Linked DNA regions of Homo sapiens: all the other regions are linked to region 2. Evidence: chromatin loops called from intact Hi-C (ENCODE). Cell type or tissue: heart left ventricle. All regions are shown on one strand.

Evidence for each region. A loop is a pair of places that touch in the nucleus more often than their neighbours do. Peaks named below come from ENCODE experiments on the same cell type or tissue, not always from the same donor. Only the 100,000 strongest peaks of a DNase experiment are listed, where the experiment ranks them.
Region 1: it touches region 2 in a loop (10-fold over the local background); 22 of 110 quality-filtered maps call a loop at or near these places.
Region 3: it touches region 2 in a loop (9-fold over the local background); 87 of 110 quality-filtered maps call a loop at or near these places.

What each region holds. Positions count from the first base shown.
Region 1 is chr11:45,534,634-45,542,633 of GRCh38, reverse strand. LOC105376654 (a long non-coding RNA gene) reads left to right here and starts at 160. Exons shown (of 5, transcript XR_931245.4): 1 at 160-190. In heart left ventricle, a CTCF peak has its summit at 4,185 (motif pointing left); a DNase peak (open chromatin) is centred at 4,023; H3K27me3 peaks cover 931 bases.
Region 2 is chr11:45,650,761-45,658,760 of GRCh38, reverse strand. It overlaps CHST1 (carbohydrate sulfotransferase 1), which reads left to right. Exons shown (of 4, transcript NM_003654.6): 2 at 6,155-6,240; 3 at 6,671-6,768; 4 at 7,796-8,000. The coding sequence starts at 7,838. It overlaps LOC124902666 (a long non-coding RNA gene), which reads right to left and starts at 7,449. Exons shown (of 2, transcript XR_007062662.1): 1 at 7,207-7,449; 2 at 6,064-6,292. In heart left ventricle, no CTCF peak of the experiment used is centred here; a DNase peak (open chromatin) is centred at 3,310; H3K4me3 peaks cover 394 bases; H3K27ac peaks cover 658 bases.
Region 3 is chr11:45,366,912-45,374,911 of GRCh38, reverse strand. LINC02687 (long intergenic non-protein coding RNA 2687) reads right to left here and starts at 3,515. Exons shown (of 5, transcript NR_122071.1): 1 at 2,072-3,515. In heart left ventricle, CTCF peaks have their summits at 3,337 and 3,539 (motif pointing left); DNase peaks (open chromatin) are centred at 3,204 and 3,521.

The DNA.
Region 1 (8,000 bases), 120 kb after region 2:
GCTTTTCTCCTCCGTTAATGATCATCACTTCCCAAGAAGAGATCAGTGGAAATTTCCTGCAGCCACTGTGTTTATGAGTGGTGCATGCATGTGATTGGGCACACATTGGCCCACTTTTTCTCTCTTTCTTTTCTCTTTCCTCTCTTTTTTCTTTTACTCATACCCATCCCATCTCTTCATCCAAGCAGAGGTAGGTGAAGACCGCGGGAGAAATTGGGGTCTGGAGAGGGAGCTGGGTGTGGGGAATTTTAGTGTGACCTTCTTCAGTCACGCGATGAAAGAAAGAAAGAGCTGCTTCTCTCCTCCTTGCCCCTCACCCCACCCTTTATCTGTAATAAGCTCCCTTTCCCCGGATTGCCACGGAGGAGGAGAAGGTGGAAAATTATTCCTGTTCTGCTCCTAGAAAACTTTAAAATGCTATCGCCATGGAAACTGCTCTCGAGCAGTCTTGGAGCATGCTTGTGGGAGAGGGTGAGGCAAGGTGGGGGAGGATGAGGATGATGGTGGATGAGATGCTCACAGGGGTCTCCTGACCACCTCAGCACTGTTGGTTCTTCCTGTTTATATGATGCATGATAGAACCAGGCTATTTCCTTCTGGGGTGAGCGGACACAGAAACTATTCCTGGACCGGAGGGATCTGAGGAGACTGGGATCTGTTTGTCCCCCACAACAAGCCCACTCTGACTGAGTTCTGATTGTGTGCATGTGTGCAGGTGCTGTGTATATGTGTGGCAGGGGAGGAAGGGCATAGAGGTGAAACCACCTTTGCCATCAGAAGAATTTTCAAGCTAGAGGGTGGAGAAAGAACTGCCACCTCTTTAGAACTTACTACATGCCACCTACTTTATATATAGTTCCTTTTAAAATCCTTACCTCACCTGTCAAAGAGACAATTAAACACCCATTTTACAGAGAAGGAAACCAAGGTTCAGGGAAGCCAAGTGACTTGCCCAGGAACACATTGCCAGTCAGTGGCAGAGCTGGAACTTGAGAACTAGACACTCTGACTCTAAATGATGCCCAGTTACCATTTCTTTAGTGTCTTACCGTGTTTCAGGTGTTGTGCTAGACACTATATTTATCATTCTTGCACCTTTGTGAACAGAGAGCTTTTATCCCCAAGTCACAAAGGAGGAAACTGAGACACTGTGGTTAAAGAATTTTCCCAGGGTCTCATGGATAAGAGGTCACAGAGCTGGGACATATATACATATGTATTTTTTGAAGATGGGGTCTTGCTCTGTTGCCCAGGCTGGAGTGCAGTGGTGCAATCATGGCTCACTGAAGCCTCCACCTCCCAGGCTTCAGCAATCCTCCTGCCTCAGCCTCCCGTGTAGCTGGGACCTTTTTTTTTTTTCATAGAGATGGGGTCTCCCTATGTTGCCCAGGCTGGTCTCGAACTCCTGGACTCAAAAGATTCTTCTGCCTTGGCCTCCCAAAGTGCTGGGATTACAAGCATGAGCCACCACACCTGGCCCAGGATTGAAAGGTAAACAGCAGAACTGGGATTTGAATCTAGGTGCATCTGATGCTGAAGCCAGTGCCTTTTTCTGCCACGCCATGCAGCCAGAGAGTATGCAAGAGAGTGAAGTGGGGTGGGGAATGCGGAATGTGGGCTGAGGCCAGCTGGTCTCACCTCAGGGTCCAGAGCAAACACTGAGTCACAATATGGGAACCTCTTACAGGTTGTCTCTAAGGCCCACACAGCCCTGGAGAGTTTGGCCCAGAAGTGGGGGGTGAGCAGAAGTCTCCATGATGTGCCTAGTTAATAACCCATCCTTGGGGTGTGGGGGATAACAGGAGATCCTACCTGGACCATGAGGCAGGAGAGTGGCTGAGTGGAAGGCAATGGTGAACAGGAAGAGAACCGTAGAGGATAAAACTCGAAACCTAAGTGGAATGTACTTCCTCTCCCACAGGGAAATGGGAAGGAAATACCATATTAATCAGAATAATGGGCAAGGCTATACTGCAGTAATAAACATTCCCAAAGATCAGTGGCTTAATACTCTGAGGTTTATTTCCCATTCATATTATATGCTGTCAGTTAGTCTTTGCCAAGTAGCAAACCATTTGAAACTTAGTGGCTCAAAACAAAAAACATTTAATATTTTTTTCTGATTCTGTGGGTTGACTGGGTGGTTATTTTGGTCTGTGCCAGTTTAGATGGGGCTAGATGGTTTAGGGTGGCCTCACTCACATGTCTGGGATTTCAGGTAGGACATTTGGGGCCTTGCCTCACTCCATGTGGTCTTCCTCCAGGAGGCTAGCTGAGGCTTTTTCACATAGTGGCAGAAGAGTTCCTTCCCAGCCATGAAACAGGGTGAGCTCCAATATGCAAGCACTTCACAAGCCTCTGCTTGTATCATATTTAAAAATATGCCATTGGCCCAAGCAAATCACATGGCTGAGCAGGTTCAAGGTTGGTAGGAATGGACTTCATCTCTGGATGGGAGGAATAGCAAAGCCATCTGGCAGAGGGGAAGGCACACAGGGAGGGGAGGAATAATTGCGGCCATCTTTACAACCTACCTCGTGCCTTGCCATCCAGGGCCACTGGATAGATCTGCCCCACGTCTTCCTCGTTCCAGGACCCAGGCTGGTCATGATTCCACCTTATTGCTGCTATGATTGCTGAAGCAGGAAGAAGAGAATGTGGAGAATTACACATGACCTCTTAAAGCCTCCATTAAGGAGAGGCACATCACTTCTGGTCTCATTGATTTGGCCAAAGCAAATCACGGCCATGTCCAGTTTCAAGAAGGTGGGGAAGTAGGATTCTACCATGTGCTTGGAAAGAGAACTGCAAACATTTGGAGAATGGCACTAATGACTACCACCAGCATCATTTATGGAGTGCTGACTAGATGCTCGGCAATTTAAAAATGTTATCTCAGATGTTCTCATGGCATCTTTATGGGGTAGGGATTATTATCTCTGTTTTGCAGCTAATGAAGCAGAGTGGTTGAGGATCTCACCCAGGGTTATGCACCCAATAAGAGGCAGAGCCAGGACTGGGACCCAGTTAGTCTGACCCCAGAGGTGATATCCTTTCTAGAGCATCATGTTTGTCCCCTACCTCCTCAGAGAGAGGACAGAGGGCACACTTCACAAGTGACTCAGCCTTCCTGCAAGGAGGTGATGCGGTGACTTTTACGTAATTTGTTCACTCAGTCATTCATCCATTTGGTTCACAGTTATTTAAATGCCACCATGGACAAGAGGAGCAGTGAATAAGACAGAGTTGGTCCCTGTCCTTATGGCTTAAGATTGGGAACACTCACCTCCGATCCCAAAGGTCAAGGATTTCCTAAGTTTTCAGCTTTAGAAAGTGGAGAGTTTCCAAAGTTGAGGAGGCTTACAGGTTCCCTACTCTAACAAGGGTTCCCCATAGATCAGAGGAGCTGGGGAATATTGCTCCAGCATCTGGGCTTCTCAGAAACCCTGGGGAGCTGGCAGCCTCACTGGTGTATTTTGAAGGAGCTGCACAAATGCTCAGTGACGAGCAGTTAATGAGTAATGCATCCCACATGCTGGACAGAATCTCTCCTGGCATTCTTGAATCCAGAGAAATTGCTGGGCTCACGCATGAAGCAGAGGGTTTCAGGAACCCACACAGGTGAGCTTCCTGGGCATCTTAAAGCTTGGGAAGGAGGTCACAGTCTTGCTAAGCCACCAATGGCCCTGACAGTCCCCACCTATGCCACCCTAGATGTACAGTGGGACCCTTTGGGATCATGTGGCCCAGCCTTTTCCCTCTTCCCTCACCATCCGTCAGAGTCCAAAGCTCGTTTATTGCATATCTGTTACATAGACCTCCAGCTCCCCTGGAACCCTTCCAGGGATGAGGAGCTCACTACCTCCAGAATCCGTCTGTTCTAAAGTGCTTTCTGATTACTTGGTTCCTTTGCCCAAGAGCCCACACAACCCACCAGCCACGTGGAGCCAGCACATGCCAAGACGCCGTGCGTCCTGGGTGCAATGACACCCTTGTGGCGGTTGGGCTGCGGGCTGGGGAGGGGGTGTTATGTGAGCACGCGTAGCTCCAGGCAGACGGGCCTGGCTCTGCCGGGCTGTCAGAGATGCTGAAACCTCAACTCTCTCTGGCTCCCAGCAAGTACAACTATTTATAAAAGATGAGGTTTGCCAGGGAACAGGGAGAGGCTGAGACATCTGCTCCCTCTGCTGGGGTGGCCGGTGCTCACCATAGGCCTCCCAGCCTCAACTCCCTGATTGAAGGAGCCTCCAAAGTCCCCAGCCCCAAAGCCCCAGTGAGCCCCACCGGCAATACCTCTCTGCCCTGCCCCCACCCCAAATGGACATCTCAGGGATGGGATCGGCAGGATGTTCTTCTCAGAATGGCAGCTCCCTAGTCCTACTCTGATCTCAATCCAGCTCTGGGGAGGAGAGGGCAGCTCCTCTCAGAGGGGGAGGAAGCTGTGCTACCCTCTGAGTCTGTTTGCCTCTTAGAGAGCTGGCCCCTGGCCACCTAGACTTACCTCCCCTTCAAGACTGGGAGTGTCTTGAGGGCAGAGACCATGATTGGCTTTCAGGGTTCAGGTGGAACAGCTTCTTGCAGCAGCCAGTGCAGCACAGTGGGTACAGAGCTGGTTTGGGAGCGTTTGGGAGCAGGCACAGAGACCTAAGTTCAAATCCTGATGCTGCGATCTTCTCTGAGCCTCAATTTTCTCATTTCTTGAATGGGGATGAAAGGATCTCTGCCTCTCAGCGTTGTAAAAATATTCCATATTAGTTGTTATTATATCTTCACTGTTTAATGAATGACTGAGTTCTGGACTGTGTTGTGAAATGGTTGGAATGCTAATTATGAGTCAGAAGATCTGAGTTCTGCCACTGCCAGTACAAAGTGCTGTGATCTTAGGAGCTAGGTTCCTCCTCTCTTAGCTAGGTTCCATCCTCTCATCTGCAAGATGGGTGTAACAATGACAATGACATCTGCCCTGCCTGACCCCCACTCCTGGATGTCATGAGGCCAGGATGGGGGAATGTAGGGGAAAGACAAACTGCCTTGAGTGTTTGTTCTAATGACAGCCATGCCATGGGTGACCAGACGGTGGGAGAGTGGAGGGAGTCAAAATAAACAGACCTCAAAAAAATGAGTATCCCCGTGCATGGGGCGCTTCACTCAGTGTTCCCCTAAAGATGGGTGACTGTCATTGGAGCAAACTGTGCCACCCATATTTATGCTTTTTCTTGTCTGCAAAATGGGAATAACAATGTATCCTTCAGGAGACGCTATGAGGACAAGAAGTTTCCTGAGCACCTTGGAGACTGAGAGGAAGGCTGAGGCCCCTGCAGGGGATGGCTGGGGAGATGCTTCCCCGGGAATAAATGAAAGGTGGGAGTACCATGATAGTAACTGGTTATGGACACCAACTTCATGCCCTGCCGGGGCATTCACTATGTCTTTCTAATACAAAGAGCCACTGATGAGGATACTGCCTTTATTTTGTAGATGGAGAAACTGAGACACAGGGAGTTATGTAAAGTCACAGGTTTGACAAGTGGTAGAGCCAGGAATGGAACTTCATCTCCCTGGCACTGGGGCCTGGCTTCTGAGATCACATCATGCTTCACCCGCAGAAAATTCCCAGGGCCCCTCTAATAAAGGTCATCAGGGAGGGTCCAAGAGATATTGAGCCATTTTCTAGAGAGTCAGAGGTCTGGGACAGGTGAGCAGCTTACCAGGCTGAGGCTGCCAAAGCCCTTTCAGGCAAACCCAAAGAGGTCAGTTTCAGAGGCAGTGAGGCCTCATGGTTGGCAGGGCTCATGTGGTGTAATGGGTTGAATTGTGTTTTCCAAAAGATATGTCCAAGTCCTGACCCCCAGGACCTGTGAATGAGACCCTATTTGGAAGCGGTGTTTTTGAGATGTAAGTGAGTTCAGGATCTTGAGATGGGAGCATCCTGACAGATGCCCTTATAAGAGAAAGAAGAGTGAGATTTGAGACAGACCCAGAGGAAAAGGCCACGTGAAGACAGGGGCAGAGACTGGAGTGATGAAGGGCAGAGACTGGGGTGCCACAAGCAAAGGAACACCAAGCACCACTAGAAGCTGCAGGAAGCCAGGAAGGACTCTCCCCTCGAGCCTCCAGAGACAGTGCAGCCCTACCGACACTGATTTTGGACTTTTGGCCTCCAGAGCTGTGGGAGATTACATTTCTGTTGTTTTAAGCCCATTTTTGGTAATTTGTTATGGAAGCCCTGTGGAGAGAGGAGATGCCTGGCCAGGCCCCTAAATGTTATAATGGGCCTGTTATTGATCACATTGATCCTTCGTACAACTCTGGATGACCTCTGCTTTAGATCTCCCACTAGGGAAGGTGAATTACCAGTATCTTCTATTCTGTTTCCTGGTGCACCAACTCTCTCTTTGACTTTGGACACACAAATTTTCTTTTTCCTTTAGGGGCCCACTTTTCCCATCAGTAAATGGGAGGGTTGCTCCCTTATGCAGAAGCTGGAGTGGAAAGGGGTGTAGGGGAGCGGGAGGGGGTCCCTCCAAGCATCTCGATCCTTCTGCAGTTCCTGGGATTGGGCTGAGGTGGAATATTCTTGGCAGGAAAAACTGGCTCCTGAGATTTCAGGAAAATAAGAGCTTTTCTGGGAGAAAAGAAGGGTGTGATGTGCTTTAATGCCTAAAAACACTTTGCTAAGCAGCAGATTGTTTCAGGGAGAATGGAAAGTGAGGAGACACTCCTGGAGGGGGTGGGCAGGACCCTGATAGGTGTCATGGAGTGCTGGATGGGGCAGGGGCTCTAGCCAGAATCTGGTGTTCAGAGATCCTGGCTGATGGGGAATTCCTCGTCCCTAACCCTGGAGAGTGAGATTGGGCTTCGCCTCTTGGGCTGGCTTTACACCAAATCCTACTTGGAGACAGGATGAGAGACCATGCACTACTCCCAGTCCCCAAATGAATCATGAATTAGGGGTGTGTCCATCTGAGTTGAAGCTTGAAGGATGTGGTAGAAATTTTTTTAATAAAAGTTTTTCCAGGAGAAGTGAAGATTCCATCCTGGGTAGAGTTGAGAATGTGTGTGGCAGCCCAGCGGGAAGTAAGGTTAGAGAGGCAGGAGACGTGGCTGGAATGAGCACTCACATTTCCTGAAGGCAACTGAGATGCCAGGCACTGCGCTGGGTTTCATAGGTTTCTTTTCATTGTATCCTCAGCACAGTTTTATAAGTTAGGGATTACAATGTCCACTTTACAGAGGAGAAAATGAAGGTTCAAAAAAGTTAAGTAAATTTCCCAGGGGCATAGAGTATGTTGGGGCAACTGCCTGACATTTGTGGAACCAAGTTTTGGAGGATCTTAAGAGCCCAAAGAAGTGTTTAAACTTGAGGCTACAGGTAATAGGGAGCCATGGTAGGTGTTTGAGCAGGAGCATGGCACAATGGAAAGGATGCCATTGAGACCTGGCAGCTGAGGGGAAGACTAATAGTAAAATAGTAATACAAAATAATAACCATGATAATAAGAATGAAAGACTCAGGAGTACCTTGGCTGCCTTAGCATTCTTCTAACACAGGGCACCTGGAGGTCAGGCTGGAACAAAGGTATGCCCCGGTTGGAGAGAGGCCTGAGAGGCAAGGGTGGGTGGAATCAGAAGAGAGAGAGGGTATTAGGGAGCAGGGAGAGAGGGGACTGATGGGATCTACTGGCTCAGGGTGGAGAGAAGACAGCAAGATAGAGCTTTAAGGGGGATTTTGGGTTTTTTCTTCTGATACCCAGCCAGGGACAGAAAGGCAGCTGTGTCAGGCCTAGGGTTAGGTGTGGCTTGACCACTACCCAGCTGTGTGATCTTGGGTAAATCACTTCACTTCTCTGAGCCTCTCTCGCCTCATCTTCACATCCAGAGAATATATTCTTCCCACCATGACCCCTGCCAAAAAAAAAAGTTGGTTGTGTTCCATTTTCCCTCTTACTGGCCCAGAGCTACCACTTGGAGGGCAACTGCCAACCAGGGAAAACACTTTC
Region 2 (8,000 bases):
GGCTGTAGAGTCCCGCCTACCGCAAGCCAGGCTGTACCAGGACTGGCCTGAGACAGGGAACCGGGACCTTCTGACTCATCCCTCCCCCAGAGGAGCTGGGCACACTGGGGCCTTGTGTTGTGGCCAGGAGGTCAGTCACTCTCCCCACTGCTGGGGAAAACTTTCCCCTCAGGTCGGGCCTGGGACCACCCCCCTCCCACTCCCACCCTCCACGGCAGGATGTGAGGTGCCTTCCTTACCCCAGACAAGGTCTCTGCAGCCACAACAGTCAGGGTCTCCAACCACGCAGGCTGCTGGCGCTTCAGTGGAGCAGGCTACGGCATCTGTTTTAACTTTTAAAAACATTTCCAGGCCAATGGTGCCCCTCTGTGCATTTAGTAGTCCATAAAAATCATGGTCATGGCTCTTAATAAGCATTTGCTCTGTGCCTAGCACTGTGTTAAGCTGTGGGCATCCATCGGCCTTCTGTCTCACTGCCCAAATATTAGAAAGATTCTGTGATTGTTTCTCCCATTTCCTACATAAGGACAAGTGAGGCCTATAGAGGTTAAGAGCCTCACGCAAGGCCTCATAGCTATAAGGCAACAGCAGTTGGATTCAAATCCAGGCCTCTGTGGCCCCACAGCTGGGGTGCCTAACTACCCCTCCGACTGCCTCCCTGAATGCTTGTGGGTACCTTCTCCAGGAGGCTTGAGACATCCATGGGTATCATGTGGACATTGGAGTGCTCTGCCCTGGAGACACCAGAGCTCATAAGAGGCAGCTGGGCAGCCCTGCTGATGGTGAAAAATCGGTAGACCAATTGCTCTCCAGGTGCTTGTCTTGGAAACCATGACTGTGAGAGCTTGTCCCTACTGGAGGTGCTCAGAAAATGTAGTGGTTCTGCCTGTGGGGCCCAGGGATTCTAGGGATTGTTCGCAAGTACCATGTTTGTGGTGGTCCAGGTTCTGGAGAGAGGGTCCATAGACCTCACAGTGTTTCAAGTTGAGGTGGGCATGACCCCAAAGAGAAGGGGTCCCTTGGGCTGACCTAGACCACAGAGGCCGAGTCTGGACCCCAGCAGCTCACCCCTCTGGAAGGTTGCACTGGTTGGATTGTGTGTTGGCATACTGCTCACATGGAAGGATGCTCTAGGACACTGTCCCATGAAACTCGTCTTTGGATTTCTTAGGTACAAAGTCTTGAGGACGAGTTCATGGTGGCACACGCACAGAGCTCTGTAAGAGCTCCCTTGGGAGAAATCTTGCACTGGATTCAGTGTCAGGAATAGCTGGACATCTCTTGAGTGGATGCTTTAATCTTTATCTCATGGGTCCTGTGAAACAAGTAAATGAAATATTTCCCTTTTCCTATTGGCTAGCTCAGTAGCCCACACATGGTGTGACTCTTGTACACTGACTTGGCCTCTGGTTGTTTCAGACTCTTATACCCTTGTTTTCCCCTTGCCTTGCCTTCATTTTCATCACCTCATTTTCCTTAGGAAGAAAAACGCCTTGCTGTTTTATGCATTTTAGCCTTAACTAAAACATTCATGGGGGATTAGTGCTGGCTACGTCAGAGTCAGGGAGTAAGCATTTCCCCTCTGCAGTCTCCATCCTAGAGGCCTGTTCGCCAGCTCCTCCCTCCCTGTCCCATTCCCTTGTCCCTTGCTCCAGTTCTTGGGACCCCAGAGCCTTGGGACCCCATTCATCATGGCTCCTGAGTTTGTCCGGAAAGACGATGTTCAGGTTCTTGCCCTGCCCTCACTGTGCTGCTTCTTCATCCCCCAGGGCTTCACAGTAGTTTTTTAGGGAGAAATGTCTGGGAGAAGAGTCATTTCCCCATCCCAGGGCTCAGCTGCTCCCATAGCCACAGGCCCCCTCTGAAATCCAGCTTTATTTCAGCTCCGTCCCTGTATCTCAGCAGTCCCCAGCTGCCTACTGTCCTTAGTGGCCCACCTGAGCAGACAAAGCCCATTTCTGGCGGAAAAGCAGTGCCTTTGACCCTGGTGCCTTGGAAATGGGGGTGGGGAGAGCTGGCTGGCAGTGCCTGGGGGGGGAGGGTGGGAGGCACAGTGAGATGCCAGGGCTGATTTTCAGTACCGCACCCTGTCATCAATCACCCCTCTACTTCCTACATGGAGTGGCTTCACTGTGTCCCCCAAAATTAATAAACTCAAACTGAATCAAAAAGCTCAGTGTAAACGGTGTCTCCTCCCACCCTAGTCTCCTCGAGGCCCCCTCCCTCTGGGACATCTCCCGTTACTAGCTCAGAGCAAGCTCTTTCAGTGATTGTTTATGCATATATACAAATATACATGTCCACCTCCTTAAACAAATCTGAAAAGGTGGTGTACTATTACACACATGTTTTCTGGCTCTAGCTTTTGAAACTTATATATGCTGGGTGACTGTTTCTATCAGTACGTTCATGTCTGAGGAGGCTTCTCTGATATAGTCGGTTGGAAAGACAATTCCCTGGACATGTTAATAATGAAGGGGTTAAGCTTCTAGGAAAGAGTGGGGTGCCCAAGCTTGGGCTTTCAGAGGTTCGGGAAACTTCTCAATTGTGTGTGTAAAATTGTGGGCACTAATGGCATTTCTAAGGGGAGGGATTGTGGTTCGAAAGGTCTGTGGCCCAGAAAAGGTGAAACAAGGCCTCAGCCCTGGGTTTCATGGGATTTCTGTACAGCAAGAGGTGGGGGCTAACTTGGCAGAAGGCAGCACCGCTAGGTTCTAGGGCCGCCACCCCCTGGCGCTGCCACAGATCAGGCCGAGGTGGGGGACAGAAATGCCCAGCCCTAGAATCCTCCTGGAAGATGACTGGGTTTTTCCCACTCCCAATGGAGGGTCCCCCTGTCTGCTGTGTGGGTGGCCCCAACTGTCCCTGAGAATGAAGTCTGGGGCCTTCCTGGGATTATAGAGAACACCAGGGTTAGAACTGGGAGGCCCTTCAGTCATCACTGGATCTATGGTGTAACTGAGGCACAGAGAGGCCAGGGGGTGAGTCCAAGGTCACCCATCCGGAGGCCATGTGGGCCAGTCCTGCCTGTGACATTCAGGTCTGTGCTCCTTCCCTGCCAGAGCACCATGAGATGAGCGGGAGAGGCCCTGGGAGAAGGCGAGGCTGCCTGTTGCAGCTGGGCTCTCCCGGTGCGGCTAGGGTGGGGGTGCACGGAGCAGAGGCCGCAGCCCGGGTGGGCGTGCCATCCTCACACCTCACTGCATCTTGCAACATCACCTCCCGCTGGCTGCATCCTCACATCAGGTTGTAGCCAACAGCCCCAGAATTCTGAATACAGCAGCGATGACGGGACTACGAGGCTGCACCGCAGGATGTGGTCACTAGAGGGCAGCAGGAAAGCCACTGCGGTGGCTCAGCAGGAAGAAGTTCCCAGGCCGGGAGAGGAGCTGCAGGAAGAAGGGGCGGTGGGCAGAGCCAGACCCCGTGGGCTGCAGGATGATTTGTTCTAGGCCCTTTCCTGAGACAAAAAGCAAACCAGACATTTGGTGATGATGATATTAATTGACATTTAGTGAGTGCTTACGCTGCACCAGGCACTGTACTCACTAATTAGTCCTCACAACAGCCTTGTTATAATTATCCCCATTTTTGCATATGCGAACATAGAGGCCCAGAGAGGTGAAGAAAGCTAGCCAAGATCTCTCAGCCAGTAAGTGGCTGAGCTGGGATCAGCAGGGCTGGTGTCAGAGGCTGGGTTGGGTCTATATGCCTGGCATTGACTAAATGCTTTAAGACCTTCAATTCTTACCAGCACTACTGTAGCTATGACCACTTTATGGATGGGGAAACTGAGGCTCAGGGACAGCTGGTGAATCACCCACGCCCACACACCTGCTGAGTGACAGATCCAGGTAGGCATGGTTCAGGGGGTGAGCTCTGTGAATTACAGTTTTCCAATATAGAGCTGTTCACTGCTCCCAGTCTGTGCCCTCATCTCAAGTTCACTGATAATGAAATCTGAGCTTTCTCCTGGGAGTGAAAGCTCACCAACTTGCCTGCTTTCTAACAGAAATGATAGATCGTGGTCTCCTGTGTCCAAGGTTTGCTTGGATTTTTACTAAGCAGAGGTAGAGGGAGGCCAGGCCAGAGGTTGCTAGAAGCCTAGGGATGGGCTCTGGGGGCCACAGTCTGGCTTGGAGGATGAGGGCATTGAGGAGTCTTTTGTAGTGGCTAAGGCTTCCTTGGGAACAACAGGACCTGGCCCCAGGGCCTCTGGTTTCCAGGGCAGATGCCTTTAGCATACCAAGGACACTTGGCCAGCCCCAGGCCCAGCTCTGCCAGGCTGGGAGAGCGGGGACATTTCCAGGAGGGCTGGACTTCCCCCATCTTCCCGTTCCCATTCCCTGGCTTTGCCCTCCCCGGGGGTACAAGGGAATGGCCTGTGGCTGGGCCTTCAAACACATGCCCCTCCTCGGTGTCCAGGCCACACCTTGTGAGGCCGAGTCTCGCTGTCTTAGGGATTTATAACATCCAGCTGCTTCAGTGACTTCTGATTTATTAGCAAAGCAGCAGCTTCCAGTCCTGGCCTTAAGTTTCTCTGGGTGGATGAAGAGTTGGGGGAAGAAACTTAAACGGCCCCCTCCCCAGCAAGATGGCAAGATGTTTCTCTTTAAATAAAACCCTAGGGTGAGTTCTGCTTTTGGAATTGGAACCCCAGAATTAAGTGAAGACTCCTTAAGGATTCTGTTTCCTGTCTTGATGAGGACCAAGGAGGGTGTAATATGAGTGGAATTAGGGAAAAGGATTTGAACGTGGACTTCCTAGCACGTTGCCTGGGCTGGAATCCTGGCTCCTTATTATGGGTGTGAGCTTGGGGAAGTTATCTAACCTTGAAGGGCCTCAGCTTCCTTATCTGTAAAACGGGGTTGTGACAGTATCAACTTCATAGAGCTGGCATGAGGGTGCGATGAGCTGATGGCTGTGAAAGAAGCATGTGCCTGGGAGGAACATTGTGAATGCCCAGCAAGTGCTTGCCTTCCTTGGTGTTATTTGACCCATAGCATCTAGAACAGTGCCTGGCACATACAGGAGTTCTGATAGATGTCTGTGAATAAATACAAAGGAAGCGTATCCAAATGAAATGATGCTGCAGCCAAAGAACAGACTCCTAAATGACTTAAAAATATGACCTGGCACTATTATTGATGACATTCCCTGTCTGTTTCTTGAAAGCCATTCACATTCACCATGGGGCACTGGGGCAGAGCAGGCCTGCACTTGCAGGGGTCAGGTTTAAAGTAGAGGGGCCTTTCTCCCTGGATACCTGGCCCAGCCCCATGATGGAGGCCAGCATCCTCTGCCACTATGGGATGAGGTCGGGGTGGGATGCAGTGTGGTTGGGATTGTGGTTTTTCTCTGATCACGTTGAGAAGTTCCTAAGACTCTAAACTGCCCCTTTCCCTCTTGACTGCTACTTGGTGATCTGGTACTGATTCCTAAAGAAGTGAAATTTCATATTTAAAACACGACTTGATTTCTCCATCTGAACAGTGGGAGTGAGGACCCTGACCTCCGAGAGTGCTTATAGGGAATAACACAGTGCTAGAAGTTGGGTGAGCTGAGCCAGGCAGAACTGCAGGTTTGGGAAAAGAGGATCCACTCACCCGCTCCCAAAGGAGTCACGTCAAATAGTGGGGTGTGGGAAGAATCTTCACAAAGCACGTGAGTTCACCCTATCAGCTGTGAACCAACAGATCCACAGGACCAGACAGCAAAGGGGAGGAACATGCTCTAAGTCTCAGAAGCATCTGCCTGCCCAGTCCCCGTCATGCTGATTCACAAATGGGCTGGGGCCAGTAATGGCATGCATGTTTGCAGGCCAAATATGTTTAAGCTGGAGGAACAGGAAGCCAAATCTCCTTAGAGGGAAAGAGCTGGACTCTGGGGAACCTACCAGATGGGGGTTAAAGCAGGCCTGTGAGCTCAGGCCGGTTCCTCTACCTCTGTGCCTTGGCTTTCTCGCCTGTGAAGTGGGCAGATATTGGCTTCCACATCTGGTTCTTGCTAGAAGGACACGAGCTGATGCAGGGAAGGGGCTTGGCGCAAAACTGTCAACTGAGATAATGTGGCGATCTTGGTGTTTTAATTCAGACTCTATGAGGTGCATCGAGGTCAGGAATGCTCCCTGGTCCACTTTCGCTTTGAGTTTCAGGTAGCTGGTGTCACTTCGGTGTGGTTGGAAGAAGACTTTCTCCCCAGCTGCATTCCCGGAGGCGCCCTTTCGACCTGGAGGCCGGGGTAAGCCCCCCTGCCCTTGCTGACTTCTGCTAACCCACTTCCTGGGGAATCGCTGCACAAGTTGAATTTTAAAGGGTTAGGATTATTTCATGGATTTAAATTGCAGAACCCTGCCAGTCTCCCTGCCTGCTGGGTTCTGGTGTGAGCAGAGGGACTGCGGTTTATTAGAAGAATGTGGTGGGGTGGGCGAGGAAGGTGACAGGAGTGGGATACAGTCCAGGACTCAGAGGGCCACACTCAGGGGATCAGAGATGGCACTGGGTTGGTTGGGGCGCTGAGTCAGGGATGGATCTGGAGAGCAGGCAGAGCCCTTATTGCCTGGCCCTCGGGGCAGACTGTGAGGCACAGGACACAGAAGGGAAGGAGTGGGGAGGGGGCACTGAGACCCCAGCTCCACCTTCTGAGCCCTTCCCCTCCCTGTCTTTTGCAGTCTGCTGGCCACAGGGCTGCCGCACTGGCTGGGACTGCCAGCTGGGCCTGGAGACGCTGGTGGCTGTGGACTCCCCAGCTTGGAGCAGTCCCTCTTTGGTAAGTGGTTGAACCCTCCTGTGTTCTCCCCAGGAGCAGCCCCAGCCCCCACTCAGGTCTGGTAGCTGAGCCAGCCTCCAGAGAGGGTGCCTACAGGATGCTCAGGTGGGCTCCTGGCCCCGGACTCTCAGCGGCCCCATTCGCTCTTTCTGCTTCTCCATGGTCCCTCCCCAGTCCCCCTTCTGTGGGCAGAGGGGACACAGGAGGTAAGAGGGGAGGCCCCTGACTCCCTAAGATCTTCTTTGCAGGCCAGTTCACTCTGTGTCAGTGGGGATTATGTCACCTCCATGGCCTGGACCCTTGTCCCTAGAGACCAGGAACAGACCCTGGGTGCTGGGAAGGGTTGCCTCTCAGCAGACCCTGGACATCTGTCTCTGCTCCAGAGACTCTTAGAGACTCCACAAGCCCCAGAAGTCTACATCTGGAGTAAGTGGTCACCTGCATCCATGAGTTGGAAGGGGCTTGACACAGTTGTCCACCTTGCCTGGCCGTGCTGGCAGCTCACCGACCATGGTCTGCAGGGGTCCTTCATGCTCAGGGGATTGGGGTCAGATGGAGGCATCTGATAGGGACTCTTCTTTCCCCTAGGGATGGGCAGAGGACAGAGGAAAGAGGACCACCTGGAGAACTGGGCGCCAGCTCGTGGGGGTGGGAGACGCTGGCAGTGAGGAGGGGCAGTGTTTGAGGCAGGCCCTCGTCATTTCCTCAGTGTGGGAGTAGGGGGAGTCAGGCTCTTGCCCCGTGAGGCCCCTCTAAGGAACTCAGAGCTCAGGATAAGAGGCTTCCGCAGCTGTCCGCAGGTTAAATCCTGGGGTGCAAGGAATGTTTGTTCAGCTCCCCAAAGCTCCCAGGAGTCCCCCAGAGAACGGTAGTCTAGTGTAGAAGCTGCTTAGGTCTTCAGGGTGTGTGGTGAGCACTGGACAGGAGCCGGGCCTTTCCCTGGGCCCCTTGGAGACCGGCTCTTCCAAGGGACAAGCCAGTGCCCCCGCCGTGGAGGCACCTGACCGCTGGCCGCCTTTGCCCACAGACCTCACCCCTTGGAGAAGCAGCCCCATGAAGGTGCCCAGCCATGCAATGTTCCTGGAAGGCCGTCCTCCTCCTTGCCCTGGCCTCCATTGCCATCCAGTACACGGCCATCCGCACCTTCACCGCCAAGTCCTTTCACACCTGCCCCGGGCTGGCAGAGGCCGGGCTGGCCGAGCGACTGTGCGAGGAGAGCCCCACCTTCGCCT
Region 3 (8,000 bases), 280 kb after region 2:
TATGCAGAGACTGGGGAGAAGAAAATTTCTTTGCTAAGAAGAGTATTTGGATGTGTTGACAAGGTCTCTATAGTAACCAGGAAATTGAACAAGTGTCGCCAGAAACCCACAATCAAGAAGGTGTATTTTTCCCCCAGATTGGTCAAGGAAGCTCGTCTAGGGCTGGGGGTTTAGCCATGAATGTGAGCAGTTAGAAACCAAGAAACCATGCTCCTTCACTGGTTGGCATTAGGAGCTAAGCTGAGCCGATCGCTGAGGCTCACTTGGTGCTCAGGAGCACAGAATCAGATTTGCCTTTGTAGGCAATTCAGTCTTGCTTTTGATCAAAGAAAAGGCAATAAAAACCAAAACCAACAACAAAACAGAGAAGTAAAATAACTCAAGATAGAGCAATCGAGTTGGGTCAACTTTTGGTGTCTGAGAAATAACAGAACCCTGCTTCTAGAACCCACTCTTGAGGTCCAGAAGGGGTGGATGAGGAAGGCTGGTTACAGACAGCAAGGGAGGGGTGGACATTTTTGGAGCTTCTATGTGCTAAGCACTGGATTCTGCCGAAATTGAGGTCAAAGAGCACAGTGGTTAAGAGTAGAGTGCCAGAGCCAGGCTACCTGGGCTCAAAATCTACACTGTCCTCTCCAGTTTTGTCCCTGGGGTTTGTTTAACCATCCTGAACCTCCATTCCCTTAGCAGCAAACTATGTTGTTATGAAGATTAAATAAGCAAATACATATAAAGAGTTTAGAACCCAACCTGACACATAGTAAATGCTCATTAAGTATTAGTATTATATTAACTTGTTGAATCTTCACATTAACCTATGGGTTTGTAATTCTACTCTCCTCAGTTCGTAAGGAAACAGGCTCAACTCAAGAAATCCCCTGCCCAGGGCACACAGTTGGCAAGAGGCAGGAATGGGACTCAACTCCAAGTTTGGCAGGCCTCCTCACCCCTCGATGCCTCTGATAGGAGCTGGCTTTCCCTATGAATCTGGATGATGATGGGCTCTTCCTGGCTCTTGGGGTTTCGTTTCTATAAGGGAGGCACCACTCACCATCACACACGACACCCATGTGATGGGGCTCACAGAGCAGAGTGAGCCTCCCTCACAGTCACAGGCCAGAGGGATCAAGACAGCATCCCATGGTCCTTCCTCCCTGCGGCCTCCATGGCTCCTTGTCACCCAGGATGACAGACAGAGCACCAGGTTGGGAATCAGCAGGTGTGGGTTCCAGCTCTGCCACAAACCTGCTGCATGACCTTGTGCAAACCAATTTCCCCATCTTAAAAACGAAGAGGTTGGATTTTGCCATCCTGAGCTCTCTGAGAGTCTGAATTTACAATTCCGGGGATCAGAGTGTCACATCTCACATGCTAAGATGAAAAGGTGAGCGTTTCAGCCAGTTGACTGCAGTGAGAAGAGATCACCCATCCTCTCAGTGCCCCGTGGAAGCACTTCCATTTAGGACACATCATACATTCAACAGGCTTTGAGAAAAACTGGGGGGTGGAAGTGGGGAGAGAACCACTATTGACTTTGCACACCTCAGGCCCTGGGATTGACATTTCCACACACAAGAACCAGTGACAGCAGCCCGATGGCATGGGGAGTGTTTGTGATGCCATCTTACAGAGGAGGCAACTGAGATGCAGGGAAGTCAGGTCTTAGCACCGATATGACCTTTTGATGCAGGTATTTCTGAATCCAAATTGATGGTCATTATAAGATTATAAGAAAACAATAAATTGCAAGCAAAAAAATGAATTCCTTTTTTTTCTTTTCTTTGTTTTTGTTTTAAAGCATTTTGCTTTTTAAGGGCCAATCTTCTCTTCATGTGCGAAATGGGAACCAAGATCTGGGTCATAGCTTACAGTCCCAAAACCCAGTTGTCCTGGAAGAAAACAAGGACTCATCAGGGCCTGGAAAGCTTGTGTCTGAATCTCCAGCAATCCATGGCTGGCTGATTTCTTCTAAAGTCAGCCAAGTTGGAGCCTGGCGGCTGAAAGACCATTTCACTGGCGGCACAGAACCCATTCCCCATGCGTTTCACCACCCACAGTTTTCTTGTCCTACCTGCGTTCCTCCTTGGCAGGCAGTTTACCAGACATCCAAGCACCAAACGGGGCCATGTGGATCTGGCCTGGTCGTCTGTACAGCTGGAGGAGCCACGCCTCTTCCTGACCTTTCTCAGGAAGCAAAGCACCTACTGTCTTCCCGGCAGAGCCAGGGCAAGCATGGGCTTGGGAATGGAGCACACCTGCCTCCCCAGTCTGGCTCTCTGCCCTTTAATAATCGTGTCCCTGGGCCGGACGCGGTGGCTCACGCCTATAATCCCAGCACTTTGAGAGGCCAAAGCAGGCGGATCACCTGAGGTCAGGAGCTCGGAGACCAGCCTGGCCAATATGGTGAAACCCCGTCTCTATTAAAATACAAAAATTAGCTGGGCGTGGTGGCGCGCGCCTATAATCCCAGCTACTCAGAAGGCTGAGGCAGGAGAATCACTTGAATCAGGGAGGTGGAGGTTGCAGTGAGCTGAGATCACGCCATTGCACTATAGCCTGGGTGACAGTGAAACGCCATCTCAAAAAAAAAAAAAAATTGTGTGATCCTACACTCTCCCTCTCTGGCCTTTAGCTTGGTATTATAAAAATGGGGATACTATTTCCTTGGAGAGTTATATGTAGATTTAATGAGCACAGAGCTTTTAGATCCAGGTTTCATGGAAGCACCAAAGTGTCTGTTAGGAGTGGGGAGGATGCTACATGGTGAGAGACAGGGCCTTAGGTGCCCCATCCCCTTCCATCAGAGGCGCTTCCCTGGTGTTTGTTTACACGGCCAGGTTAGGCTTGCGATTTTGGATGGAGGAAAGGGTTATGCAGCTGAAAGAAAGCAGAAAGACCGCTGCTCTAGTTGTTGAGGAAGTGCTGGGCACCCAGCGGGCACTTAATAAATGTTAGCACTTTCCCTCTCCTCGCCCCCATCATTCTCCCCCCTGGATTCTTTATTAGATGGCTCGGCGAAAACCTGGACCCAGATGAATGGAGAGAAGGCAGCAGGCAGAAGATGGAGTGCTTTTAAAATATCAAGCGAATCACTGCAGGGGTGGAGTGCCTGGCGGGGGCTAGGGGTCACGGAGGCTGTGACCCAAATACGACGGGGCACAGGCTCACCACAGCTCCACACTGAGGGCCCCTGCCTGCAACCAGCACAGAAAAGGCTCCCCAGAAACAGGGGAACCGGCCCCTGCCCCACCAACGCCGTTCGCAACAGGCTCACCCCCTCCTCCTCCTCCTCTCTTGAATGGAAGGACCCAGAGGAAAAGAGAGAGCTCTGAAATGTGCGAAGGGGCACAAGAGGTGGGGAGGCCCAGTGGGCTGACCTGGCTGCTTCTTGCAAATAAGCGGGGCCTGCTGCACTGCGAGGGCACCGAGAAGAAAGAGCTGCCATCAACCCTGCCGGGTTTTTCTCAGATCCTCTGAAAACGAATCTCCTGGGAGCAGCTCGGCAACCGGAGCCATAGCGCCACCTACAGGCTTCCTTCTGCCATGCACTTTGCCTTCAAATACCCCTTTTCAGCAGCAGGTATTACACGCTAGGTATGCCAGGGGCGGGAGCTCACATCAAATCCACTGAACTGCGAGGTGTCGTGTTGCTGATACGCTCAGACAAATGAGCTTGGCGTAGAGAGAACGGTCGTTGCTAACGTGTATCTTGCAGGAAGGGTGTCAGGGCTGCGCTCCAGGCAGGAAGCTGGCAGAGTTGACAGCCAATCTCCCATCTTGATGATGGGGAAACTGAGGCCGAAACTGTCCACAGTTACACAGTGAGTTGAAGGCAGAGCTAGGACAGGAAGTATTCTGTGCCTCTCCACTTGGATGGCTGTTCCCCTGTTAATTCCGCAATAACTGTACTGTGACAGCCACAGGAGCCTGCAGCACACACACTAAAGAGTGGCTCCTTTTCACTCAGAAATGTCAGGAGATGGGGCCAAGTTTAGAGGTTGCAGCTACAGATAAGCCTCCGAATACGGGCTCCATGGGGCCTGGGGATAGGCCCCTGCTCTGAATGTGGATGTGAGAGGATTTAGTTCGCAAAACTGACTTTCCCTCCTACACACCCTCACGCTCACACTCTCCATCTAGCAAACTGTTTGTCCTTTATGGCCCACTCACAGGTTGCTGTCTTCCAAAGCCTTCTCTGATCCCTTCTCCCTGCCAGTGGAGTCTGTCATCTGTGCCACCACAGTACTTATTCGAGACATTGATCATTGAACAGGTCCCTCTGTATTATGATGATTTCTGTGTCTGTTTGTCTAAATGGAGAGTTCTGGTGTCTCCAAAGCTCAGCCCAGAGCCAGACACAAAGCAGGTGGTCACTCCAAAAAGGATGGGTAGATGGAAGGATGGGTGGGTGTGTGGGTGGGTGGGTGAGTGGATGAAAGGGTGGGTGGATGGATGGGTGGGTGGGTGGGTGGATGAAAGAGTGGGTGGATGGATGGGTGGGTGAGTGGGTCGAGAGATGGATGAGTGGGTGGACAGCAAATGAAGCACACCTAGAGGATGGGGAACTACTCTATTCTATATTCTAGAACAGGGATAGCATCTGTTTCTAAGGAGACCTACATCTAAAAGCATCTGCTCCCAAGTCTAAGTCAAAAAGCATAACAGGGTATGCATGCTAAGGGCGGTTGGGCTGGCCCCCTCCTCCTCCTGACTGCCCCTTCCCCCTGGTTTCCCAGATAACCCATTAGAAACCTGCCAGGGGTCTCCAAGGTGTAGTTCCCTGAATGCCTGCAGCAGAATCACCTGAAGAGTTTGTTAAAATGCAGGCTTCTGGGCCCTTCCCTCAGAGATTCTGATTCTGCGAGCCTGAGGAAGGGCCTGGGAATATGTATGTTTAAATCAGCACCAACCAAGTGAGGCTGATGTGAAGGTAAGTTTGATACCACTCATCAACACAGTACAAGGACATGCCAGAAACTGCCTTTGCTGACAGTCCACCCACAAAGGCTTAAAGAAACGACCCTGCCTCACAGACACCAAACGGTAGAAAGTGCCTATGGAGTCTTCAAACATCTAGAAGTCCAGGGAGAGGGAGGGCTTCCAACTCCCTCCACACATCTCACCCCACCCCTGGCCCGACCCGAGCCTGAGGGGGCAGGCCCAGTCCCTAAAGAAAAATGGCCTTCCCCTCCCCAAAAGCGACAGTAAGCCCGGCCTGCCTTGTGCTCCCCAATCCCCAGCGAAGCCCACAGTGGGAGGTGGGGAGTGCTTTATTCCCTGTTTACCACGGCAGAGAAGCCAGCAGCTGTTTTCAGTGTCTGTTTCTACCTAAACACAGCTCACGCTCCCAAACATGGGCTCTGCCAGCAAACGTTAGCAGACCTGGAACACGAGTCCCCCATTGGGTTCAGGCTGGAAAGGGCTCAAGAATGAAGACAGGACCAGAAGATGGTTCTGGACGGGGGCACAGCCAAACATCTTGGCAACTATAAGTGGGCAAGCAGCCCTCCCAGGCCAGCTGGTGAGCTCCTGGAAGGAGCAGAAAGGGCCCATTGGAAGGCAAAAGAAAACAAACAATGACATCCAAACATCTGTTTGTTCCTGTGGCCCAATAACCTGAGCTCCAGCCACACTAGGTCTTCTGCTGAATACCTACTATGTGCCAGGCCCTATATTTGGTGCCTTGCTATTTAGGTTAATCCCCACAATAGCCTTAGGAGACAGGTAACATCATGATGCCCATTTCACATACAAGGACACTGAGGTTCAGGAAAGCAAAGTGACTTGCCCAGACCTTGAGTGGGTCAGCCCAGATGCAGAGGCAGAGCTGGAGTCCATGCTCCTCTACTTTTCCGGGCTCCCTTGCTGCAGCTGCGCTGTTCACCACGCACATGCCAGGCAGTCTGGCCCTGTCCACGCTGCTCCTCCACCTGGAATACCTGACCTCTGGTGCCATGAACGTAGTCCTTCTGGTTCTTCAGAGCCACAGGCCACTTTTTCCCTGAAGCCCTTCTGGATCCCATCTCCCATCCAAATAGAGAAGTTAAGTGCTCTGTTCCCACACACACTGCTTGGCCTGGCATTCAGCCCCATTTTCATCTGTCTTAACAGTTGCTGAGATTCACAACAGTCCCCCTAAATCTCAATCTCCCACCCCCACCTCTGCTGCTGCCACCACCCAGCCTCTGCCCATCACATCCCTGTCCCCAGCACCTAACTCGGAGCCTCCGCAGCCTTCAGGCTGACCCTCTGGGGCACCACACAGGTCCAGAGCCCATATGTAGACTGAGGAATAAATAAATTGCCCCTCCCAGCCACGGGCAGCCAGTCATTACTGAGGGTGGTATGGCCTATTGACCTAATGGAAGAACACTGAATTTTAAGCTTAAAAGCCTAGCTTTGAGACTTGGTTCTGAAACTAATTCACTGTGTGATATTGAGCCTCTCTGGACCTCAGGTTCCATCTGTAGAATGGGTGGGTGAATGGAAGACATGATCTCTATGTTCCATAGCTCTGTTAAACACTTAAATGTTCAGTGAATGAGGACATTTGAGTCTTTATCAAGGGTCTAATCCATTGAGACCACAGAGTGGCTGCAGATGCCTGCCTGAGGGCAACTGAGACAGGCTCAGCTGGACCCAAAGTTCTGACTGTGAGTAGGAAGACAAGTTTGAGTGGGTCAGCTAAAGAGCTTTGAATACCAAGAAAGGAACATGGAACTGACTTAGTATGGCAGGGGAGTGATTGTTGCTCCCTCAGGAGGGAAGGACAGGAGAGTGAGGCGAGGGATCACTCATCTGGCACTGATGTGAGGGGTGACAGAAAGAGGACCTGGGCCTGAGACACTACTTGGGTGCCTGCTCAATGTAGGAAGCCTGGTTGTCATGAGCCGAGGGTCTGTACCAGCATGAGTGGCAGTGGGATTGAAGAAGGGAGGTGTTTTGGAAACATCTCAAAAGAAGAATCTCTAGGATTCCTAGAGATTTCAGCATGCAGCGTGGAGGAGAAAAGGAAACACAGATGGCTCAGAAGCTTGATCCTGGGGTTGGTGAGTTTCAGAGTACAGTGGGTTGAGGGGCTGAGTACCTGTGGCTCCAGTATTGAGGGGCAGGGGCTAAGGAAAAAGAGACAAGGGAAAGACCTGGGTGCCAGTCTCCATTCCTGCTCCTAACCATAGCAGATCATCATTCCATTCTGAGCCCATTTTGTCACCAGTGAAATGGGGGGAAAGAATCCTGCCTACCTGATAGGGATGCTGTGGGGCCTTCATGCACTAATGGATATGCAGTGTCTGTATAGGGTAAGCCTCATAAACATTGACTATTATAATGGCTATGTGTCCGCGATCCATTTTTATTTCACAATTTAATAATAATAGCTACCATTTATTGATCACCTGCCCTGTGCCAGGCACTGTACTAAGTAATTTGTTTACACTCATGATCTGATTTCTTCCTCATAAGAATTCCATAAGAACCCCTTGCATTGTGTGGACGGTTAACTCTGAAGATCAGAGAACTCACGCAACTTTCCTGAGACAGCACAGCGGCTGAGAAGCAGTCACTGCCAACCAGCGTTCCATAAGCCCCTAACAGGTCCCGGGCACTGGTCGGAACACAAAGAGGTGTAGAATCTGGGTTGGTCCTTCAAGGCAGCTCATTGCAGCTACTGGCCTCCAGTGAAACAGGTCTCTTTGAGCTATTTGTTCTGGAATTTTATTCTCTGCTGTGAATGTTGATAGACAGGGAACAAATATCCCCTGGTTGGACTCTCTGAGCACGGGGCACTGGAAAAAGATGTCAAGCCCTGAGACCATTGTTCACGATGAGCGGCCGCACCTGCCCATCCAACAGCCTTTTATCCAACTTGGCTGGGTGCTATTATTCAGCTCTGAGCCATCACCAGGAGCTGCAAAGCAGTTAATTACAGAAGTATAATCCCCTTCTTCACAAGAAGCTGATCTTCTAGGGTTGCGAGAAGATAAGATTTATGCCTCTTT